Regions from separate parts of the Homo sapiens genome. Here region 2 is linked to region 1. A link is an interaction called in ENCODE POLR2A ChIA-PET data of the cell type or tissue named here. Cell type or tissue: PC-9. All regions are shown on one strand. Each heading gives the region's core, and the rest is flanking DNA. Links, peaks and the distances in the headings are about the cores only. Region 1 overlaps BZW1 (basic leucine zipper and W2 domains 1). Region 2 has its middle 6.0 kb from the start of LINC01792.

Region 1 (4,391 bases), core at 100-4,099:
TTTGCAACATGTGCATCTTTATACCACTTCAAAATGGGCTCCTCGCTCAGGACTTCAGCTGGAAAGAAAACTCATTGCATTAAGGGAGTTTTAATATACTCTACTCAGCGTTAGAACCACCACCTAATGTGCAAATGCCTGCTTAGCAAACAAACTGCTGAAAAGCTAAAAACATCCATGAGAAATGGAAGATAATAATACATGTGCGCATACCAACTACACTCAACGGGATCAAGACTGGTCTGATTAGTGCAGAATTTCAAAGTGTTATGACCAACTGCAATGGATTTTCTCCCAACAGAGGTCTTGTCTTTACTAGCCACTTTAGACCAGGTTTCTAAAATTGGGATCAGGAGAAAAGGGAACAATATAACTGAAATTGGGGTTGCTATAGAAGCACTCTGAACTGGTCTTGAAGGACTACGGAAAGTCAACACTGGGTGGGGGAGTAAGATGAACAGAAGCAGGATTCACACAGGCTGAAGACTCCAGAGCTATGACTACATAGCTAAGACTACAGACTGTCTGGAAAAGGGACTTGGGGATTTTTTTTTTTTGAAACAGGGTCTCACTTGTTGCCTAGGCTGCTGGAGTGCAGTGGCACAATCATGGTTCACTGCAGCCTTGACCTCCTAGGCTCAAGTGATCCTCCTACCTCAGCCTTCTGAGTTGCTGGGACTACAGGCTTGCGCCACCATTCCCTGCCTAATTTTTTATTTTTTTTGTAGAGATGAGGTCTCCTTATGCAGTCCAGGCCGGTCTTGAACTCTTGGGCTCAAGCGATCCTCCAGCCTCAGGCTCCCAAAGTGTTGGGGTCACAAGTATGAGCCACCACACCTAGCTGAACTTTGGGAATGTATACCTGGTTAAGAGTATAGGAGGCAAGTTTGAGGACGCATAATGATGGCTTTAGATTTCATACTTCAACTTGTGAATAGGGTTTAGATGTTTTAAACAAGTATCAGTGCACTAAAAAGCACCCAATTTAATCAGAGGTGACTCATAACTAGAAGTAAAATATTTCAGGGAGCTGATGTCCAGATAACTCATCATTTGGATAATTTTGTGTTTATAAGGGTTTTTATTAAGTGTTATTTACAAAATTCAAAATCTAAATTACCTTTATAAAAAAGCACCACTATTTTCTGGAAGGCTTTCATGAAATGAATGTTGTCATAGCAATACTCCTGAATCTTCAGTAACAGAGTCAGCTCAGACTGACCTTGAGTAGTAAAGGCAGCAAGTAGAGGGCTGTATTGCTTTTAAAGGAACAGAGAAAAGATTTAGTCATTCATTACAAATAACCATCCATTACAAAACTCCTACAATACAGACAATATAGAACTTAACTCATCTTTTATAATCACTGCAAACTATAACTTATTTACCAGAAATTTAAAAAATAGGCTGGGCACAGTGGCTCACGTCTGTAATCCCAGCACTTTGGGAGGCCGAGGCGGGTGGATCACTTGAGGTCAGGAGTTCGAGACCAGCCTGGCCAATATGGTAAAAGCTCGTCTCTACTAAAAATACAAAAATTAGCCAGGCACTACTTGGGAGGCCGAGGAGGCAGAACTGCTTGAACCCAGGAGATGGAGGCTGCAGTGAGCTGAGATCACATCACTGCACTCCAGCCTGGGTGACAGAGTGAGACTGTCTCAAGAGAAAAAAAAAAAAGCAGAAAATCTAAGTAGCTAAGTAAAATAAACAATACTATACCAAGTAGTCCAAGTAAATGTCAAACAATATTAGTATTTTAGAGGGGGGGAAAAATTCCTATTTTCCAATACCCCCTTCAAAAGCAAACATCTAATTACAAGCTGAAGTTCCTTTTCATCATGTTCTTTTTTTTGAGGCAGGATCTCACCCTGTCACCCAGGCTTTGTCTGACAAAGCCATCATAAGCTCACTGCAGTCTTGATCTCCAGGGCTCAAGAGATCCTCTGCCTCAGCCTCCTGAGTAGTTGGGACTACAGGCATGCGCCACCACGACTGGCTATTTTTTGTGATTTTTAGTAGAGATGAGGTCTCACTATGTTGCCCAGGCACGTCTTAAACTGAGCTCAAGCAATCCTCCTGCCCTTGCCTCCCAAAGTGCTGGGTTTACAGGCGTGAGCCATTGTGCCTGGCCAGGCCATATTCTTGTTTTTAACCTGTGAACCACAGCCCAATTCAGAGCATTATCATCAATAGCTAATGTTACTATTTGTTTATTTACTGGTGGGCCATCCCTAGGAACCACAGGATGTGATAAATCCTCTTAGAAAAATATAGTCACAGTTCACTTATCACCACGTGAAAGCAGAATAGTTTGTTTTGTCAAGGCATAGTTCTAATACCTTCAAGTGCTTGATGGCTTGCTCTGCTACAAGCTCCTCTTTTTTGTTCCATTCCACAGTGCTCATTACACTTGACCAGACTATTCCGATGACAACTGGCTCTGGGATGTTGTTTTTTTTCATCTCCTCCTTGACATATAAAATTATCTGCAAATGAATCCAAATTTAGTAACAGAAGTCAGTTTTGATTATGTACATACTTCACACATCAAGTTTAGACCTTTAACAAAAACTAACAACTCCTTTTCCATGCAACTGGCAACCACATGTGTACCACATATAAAAAGAGACCTTTACAACTGAAAGGTGCCCTGAGCTCCAGTCTCTTGTATTTCTGGGCCTCAGTCAGGCACTGAAGAAGCATATGCAAAAGAATGAGGCAAAGTTCCAGTATAACATCCTGTTACTATTAACTCAATCTCATCCTGGTGAAGTAAGTTCCTCAAATTAGTGAAAATCTCTATGCCAGAAGCTTAGCCATAAAAAGACGGTTTAAACAAAAACTTACATCCTTAAATGGATCACCACGGGACATCTGTTCTTGAAGTTCTTTCTGGAGCTCCTTACGAGCTCCGATGGTTTGCTGATTCCGAACATATTCTGAAAGCTCTTTCAAGCCTGCCTCAGTAAAATATTTTGTGAAGTGTTCAACACTTTGCTTATTGGCAGGAAAGAGTTCCTAAAAGAAGAATTTATCTGGTTAAACTTTCTTTAAATCAGATTAAGAAAAACACTTTCTTTTCACAGTCTTAAAAATGAGAAATTTCTCTCATTTACATCCTTGGCAAGAATGGGAAGAATGAAAAAAAGTTACCAACCATCAGTCTGTTATCCATGCTGACTTTCCGAAGACTTGCAGCTACTGCATTGATATCTTTTTCATTTATCCATGATTTAAAGAGCTTCACAGCAAAAGCTGCTGAAACTCCTGTAAAAGAAAATAGCTTAATTAACAGAAGTACCTTCCCTGGTTTCAATCACTGTGTCCCCCTATATCCTTCCCTTCATAGTTCAATCACATGGGATTACTGACTTTCCTCACAAACTTAACCCTGAACTTTCCTGGGCCACAGTTTATCACTTCTCCAATCTCCCTAGTCTACCACTTGCAAATTGTATATTCTTGGCCAAGTTACTTAAAGTGTTTTCCAAAGTATAAATTGAGGGCAACAGTCTCTACACTTGACAAGACTGTTGTGAGAATTACAGTAAGGTAACTTAAATACTCACTACTGCAAGCAGTTTTTTAAAAAAAAAAAAGCTTCAAAAAAATTACTGTAGAGAATAATCCGACAATTGGAGCCAAACAGGGAACTGATTTTCCCTTCCAGCTTGACATTTTCCCCAAACGTCATCTTCTCCAAGTCTCCCAATTGGTATTAATCTCTTCTGGGGTTCCCACAGCATTTCTCATTTTATTTTTATTACATATAACAACATTTTGTCTAAATCTGGGTATCTGTTGTATGCCTAAAGAAAGCCATTAAACCTGGATGCCAAAGGTATTCATTAAATGTCTAGTGAATTAGACTGAACTTATTAAATTTAAGGCTGGTTAATAAACGAAGACTTTCACAGAAGTCACATCTATGAACAGTAAACCATGCTCTTATCCACCCCACTCTGAGTCAACTGAAGACCATCCTTTAAGGCTGATTACCTTCTTTAACCAAATTTTCATTATAAAGGCTATTAAGAATGGATGCATTAAGTGTTCCATTAGCCAGAAGAACACCAGTCAACATAGCTAGCTTGTTCCTCTCCGACTCTGAAAAACCCTTCAAGAACAGCAGCAGCTGTAAAAAGTAAAACAATTAAGGGTTAAAACAGCAACTGCATTACAATAAGAGAAGCAGTAAAGCATGTTATACTGGCTACCTGTTCAATACGTGGGCTCTGGGATCTAACCATCCAAGTTTACATCTAAGTTACAATACTCATTAGCTGAATGATCTCGGGCAAGTTACTTAACCTCTGCACCTCACATGTAAAATGTGGATAATAAAACTTGCCTCACAGGGTTTTTATAAACATTGAGTGAATTAGTATCAT
Region 2 (4,391 bases), core at 73-4,072, 78 kb after region 1:
CTTTTGATGCTATTAATTAATCACACAGACACAATCTAACAAGACACCTGGCACAGTCAGAGCTGTGCTGGTTGGAATGTAGGCATGGTTGTAGGAGGCAGGGGTGCCCCAAAGGAGCCCCCCACTGTTGATCTCTGCCTGGTCCCTCCCTGCTGCTGGGCCGGTGAGCTGATCTATTGCCTTGGCTGGAGCCGGGGCTGTGCTCCAGGTGGAGATGGCTGTGGCTGAGTTGGGAAAGCGGAGACCTTCAGCCAATGGTAACGACCAATGCCCCTGTAGAAGAATATTACTGCTACTGTAGCAGAAGGCCCCGGATGGGGAGTGGGCCATCCTCATCCTGGTGCCCCAGAGTCTTGGCTGCTCCTCTCTGGGACTTTGGGGGCTGAGCTAGGGGGTGTGTGTGTGTGTGTGTGTGTGTGTGTGTGTGTGTGTGTGTTGCATTGCCTCTCTCTGGGAAGACTATCCTCTTAGATTCAGGTACAGCTTTGGCAGAGGCACAGGGAGCAGGCAGTGAGGACAGAAGGTCAACTCCATAGCCGGCTGGGTGGCTACATCAGCCGCAGAGATTCTGAGTTAGCGAACAACTAGAGGCCCTCCTGCGCCCATGAACTATTGGCTAGAGTGGGGTGTGGGACAGCTGAGCCCTAGCCCCCATCTCCCTGTGGGTCAGTTAGAGACACTCCATTTGACAGCCCGAGAGCTTGAACTCATGGCCATGAGGGGTGTGGTGGTGTGACCACAGGCCCTCAGCATGCTCCACCCTGCAGCTAGAACAACAGCCCCACATCCACACCCGGAGCTGCCTGCTCTTGGCTGTCGGAGGGCCTTGGTGCTGGCCCAATCTGCAGTTGGACAGGAAACAGGTTTGCAGGGCAGAGTTATTTTCTTTCCATCTGTTTTTAGATTTCTAAAGATGACTGGACTCAGTTATGAAAAAGGAAAATCCACCCTCAAAAGCAACCAGCGGAATTCTGACCTTTTGAGAGTGCGGGATATGCACAGATTCCAAAATTTCCTCTGGCTTAAGGTCTGCACTTGCCAACCCAGCAAGAAAATGTTCATTTAGAGGAATCCGCCGCGTACCTTCTGTGGAAGAGAATTATATTTCTGCACAGTCACAACAAGGAGAGCAAGATTATTCTGTTCTTTTAAATGTCAGCAGTAGAGAAGGAAAGGCCAGCTTCCTCTACACAGAGCAAGGCTGAGGTCTGAGTCCACGGCAAAGTCACAGGGTCCCATCATGGGGTCCCAGGTGGTGGCACCGTAATGACATTACTATTTTCTCATCAGCATATATGCTATGTGAACTGGGGTCTCTTCTGCCTTGAAGGCTCACTGGGCCTGTGGTTAACTACATAGAACCTGTTCAGTGCTTATGATCACTTGTTAAGTCAACAACTTTAAGCCAACACACGGTTTGTTTGCACTTTTAACTATTCAGTTCAGTTCAAGCCACTGACTTTGCCTTGTGTTCTTCCTGCTGTTGTCAGCTCTTGAGACAGACACTTACACCTTTAAAACAAAGTGAAAAATTCTGAAACCTCCTTCTAGCCCAGTTGCCCCCTCTTGGGGACCACAACTGTGCCCTCTGGCCCACAGGAGTGCAGTGAGGAGATCAAACTATGGCCTGGGGACTGTGACATGCGTTTGATCCCTGGCACAGTGAGCGCTGTGCTGGTTGGAATGTAGGTATGCTTGTGAGGAAGCAGGGTGCCCCAAAGGAGGCTCCCACGGTTGATCTCTGCCTGGCCCCTCCCTGTTGCTGGGCCAGCGAGCTGATCTACTGCCTTTGCTGGAGCCAGGGCTGTGCTCTGGGTGGAGATGGCTCTAGCTGAGCTGGGAAAGCAGACCTTCAGCCAATGGTAATGACCAACGCCCCAGCACAGCCTGGCATGTAGTTGCATCCAGTCAAGGTGGTATTAGTATCTGGGGGGCAGTTGGGGGCAGTGTGAGTGTGCAGGGTGCTTGGGGAGATGAAAGGGAGGTTTAGCGGGCAGCCACCGCAAGGGAACGTTCCTCTCAGCTAGCAATTAAAATCAATCACTGCCTACCCCTTCCCAGGGGCCCACCACAGCCTGTGTGGATGTCCACTGTGTGTCCACACCAGCCTTGTAGCTTCTTACACAGCAACTGGGGGGTAGGGAGGCAACTTTGAGGGCACTGTGTGGGGGCCTCGGACTGTGTGTTGGCGGAGGGAGCCCATGATGAGAATGGGGGAGCAGGAGCAGTCCCTTGGCCCACAGGGAGAGTGCGCACTGCAACCTCACCCTCAGCTTAGCCTCTGCACATCACCTCTGGTGTTTACTGGTCAAGCAAGACACGTGGGCGAACATGTGAGCTAACTGAGTGTGTGGTCCCAGGTTGTGTGCGTGTGTGGTGTCAGAAGGAAACACCAGCTGCCTTTTGGATCAGTGCACCTTCCCTCATGAGCTGGGCTCCCCATGGTGAATTGAGAACTAGAGACTTGGGCTCTGACTTAAAGCAATTCCTTAAAAGAATAAGTAGAAAAGACAAAAGATCTCTAGGTGCTGTTCAGAGTGTTTGGAGGCAGCTTACCTGCTGAAATCAGATTGAGGGTAGCATTGCCCACAGCAAGAATTGGATTCAGGTCCGAATAGCAATGCCGGCTTCTCACATGCCCCCCTAAGGACTAAGGAGAGAGAGTTACAGCGCAGTCATTCCATCTCTCAGCTTCTCTACCCCGAAGGCACCTGCTGATGGTCCTCTTAGTGGCCATGAAAGGGTCAAGAGGAATCTAAGTCAGTTCAGTCTTTCTCTCTTTTGCAGAGGGTGTGGGTTCAGCTTGTCAGGGAGGGCCCCTCCCACTGGCTTCTTTGGATGGGAAGAGGACTCGAGGGTGCCTAGCACTTACCTAACACCAGTGTGTTCCACGCGCTGTCTAACCCCTGACACAACAACCCAGTGAGGTGGGTGTCGTTATCCCTATTTTACAGATGAAGACACTGAAGTACAGAGCAATTATGAAACTTGACCAATGTCCCCAGCTAGGAAGGGGCAGGCCTGGGATTCAGATTCAAGCAGGGAGGCTCAGCGGGAGTGAGCCACCCCACTCAGCCCTGGCAACAGTGAAGATGGCCATGGTGTTGGCTGCAGAGGTGCCATCTTGCCTTGGTGCAAAGGGTCTCAGCCTCATCTCCTGTGGGCTTCTGAAATGGCCAGACTTCACATGGGCTGTGTCAGTGTTCTGAGGCATCCACACAGTTGGACAGAGAATTGCCTTTTCACTCTTTTTTGGGAGCCCTCACTCAGATCTGATGGAGCCTGTAGCATTTCAGAACTTGGGAGGGAAATGACTGGCCATTGAACTCAAGATTCTCCTCCCAGCATAGGGAAGGAATCTACGGTGACCTCCTGGTTGCTGCGGTCTGGACTGGAACACAGGTGAGGACAGGGAATCCCCATTCCTTTATGAGCAGTTCCATTTTACATTTTTTTTTGTTTCCCCTGAGCTGAAATCTGGCTCCCTGGATCCTCATCTGTCAGTTACTCTTCTACTCTCTGCTCATATGTAATAACACATCAGACCTCAGGAGTCTAGACATAGTCCAAGGCAGCTCTCATGTTCCCTTTGCCTGTCCTCCCACCCCTAGTCCTCTTTTTGGGGTGGTTTCCAACCCCTCATTCTCCTGCCACCTTCTCCTCACCAGTGTACCTCGTCAGAGTTCCTGACTGGAGAGAGAACATTTTGAAATCACTTGAGAGCTGTTTTAAAGGAAACATGCCCTCCCTGGTTTTCCATATCCCAAAGATTTCTGCTATACAATTGAGGGTATGCAGGGGAAGGAGCATATGTGTTTCAAAAACCTAACTGTTTCTCTTTTCCTTTCTTTTGAGATCAAAATCAACCAGATCTTCAAGTATGCCTCCCAGATCTGACCATCTTTCTCCAGCTGTGTTTTGAACAGCCCAGAGTAGAGAAGGCTACCCTCCTTGTTTTAGATACTCTATTTTGTTAATGCAGCCTAAGACTAAACTAAGTTCTTGGACAAGCTTATCATGAAACTAGCAAAACCATAGCATCCTTTTCTCACCTGTGATGCTGCTTAGCCACTCTTTTGAGCTTGACTTATCGCTCTTCCTCTTCTTCTTTTTTTTTTTTTTTTTTTTTTTTTGAGATAAAGTCTTGCTCTGTTGCCCAGACTGGAGTGCAGTGCCATGATCTCTGCTCACTGCAACCTCTACCTCCTGGGTTCAAGCAATCCTCCCACCTCAGCCTCCCAAGTAGTTGGAATTACAGACGTGCACCACCATGCCCAGCTATTTTTTGTATTTTTAGTAGAGACAGGTTTCACCATGTTGGCCAGGCTGGTCTCGAGCTCCTGACTTCAAGAGATCCACCCGCCTTGGTCTCCCAAAGTGCTGGGATTACA

The links. Peaks named below come from ENCODE experiments on the same cell type or tissue, not always from the same donor. Only the 100,000 strongest peaks of a DNase experiment are listed, where the experiment ranks them.
Region 2: POLR2A ChIA-PET joins it to region 1 with 9 read pairs; 16 of 35 experiments call an interaction of 5 or more read pairs at or near these places.

The regions. Positions count from the first base shown.
Region 1 is chr2:200,816,850-200,821,240 of GRCh38, reverse strand. It overlaps BZW1 (basic leucine zipper and W2 domains 1), which reads right to left. Exons shown (of 12, transcript NM_001207067.2): 6 at 4,000-4,135; 7 at 3,158-3,267; 8 at 2,848-3,018; 9 at 2,340-2,486; 10 at 1,121-1,259; 11 at 1-58. Among named protein-coding and RNA genes, the nearest start is that of BZW1-AS1, 6.9 kb to the right of the region's middle. In PC-9, for the core only: no CTCF peak of the experiment used is centred there; no DNase peak of the experiment used is centred there.
Region 2 is chr2:200,739,017-200,743,407 of GRCh38, reverse strand. It overlaps the pseudogene AOX3P-AOX2P and the pseudogene AOX2P. Among named protein-coding and RNA genes, the nearest start is that of LINC01792, 6.0 kb to the right of the region's middle. In PC-9, for the core only: no CTCF peak of the experiment used is centred there; a DNase peak (open chromatin) is centred at 1,667; H3K27ac peaks cover 1,971 bases.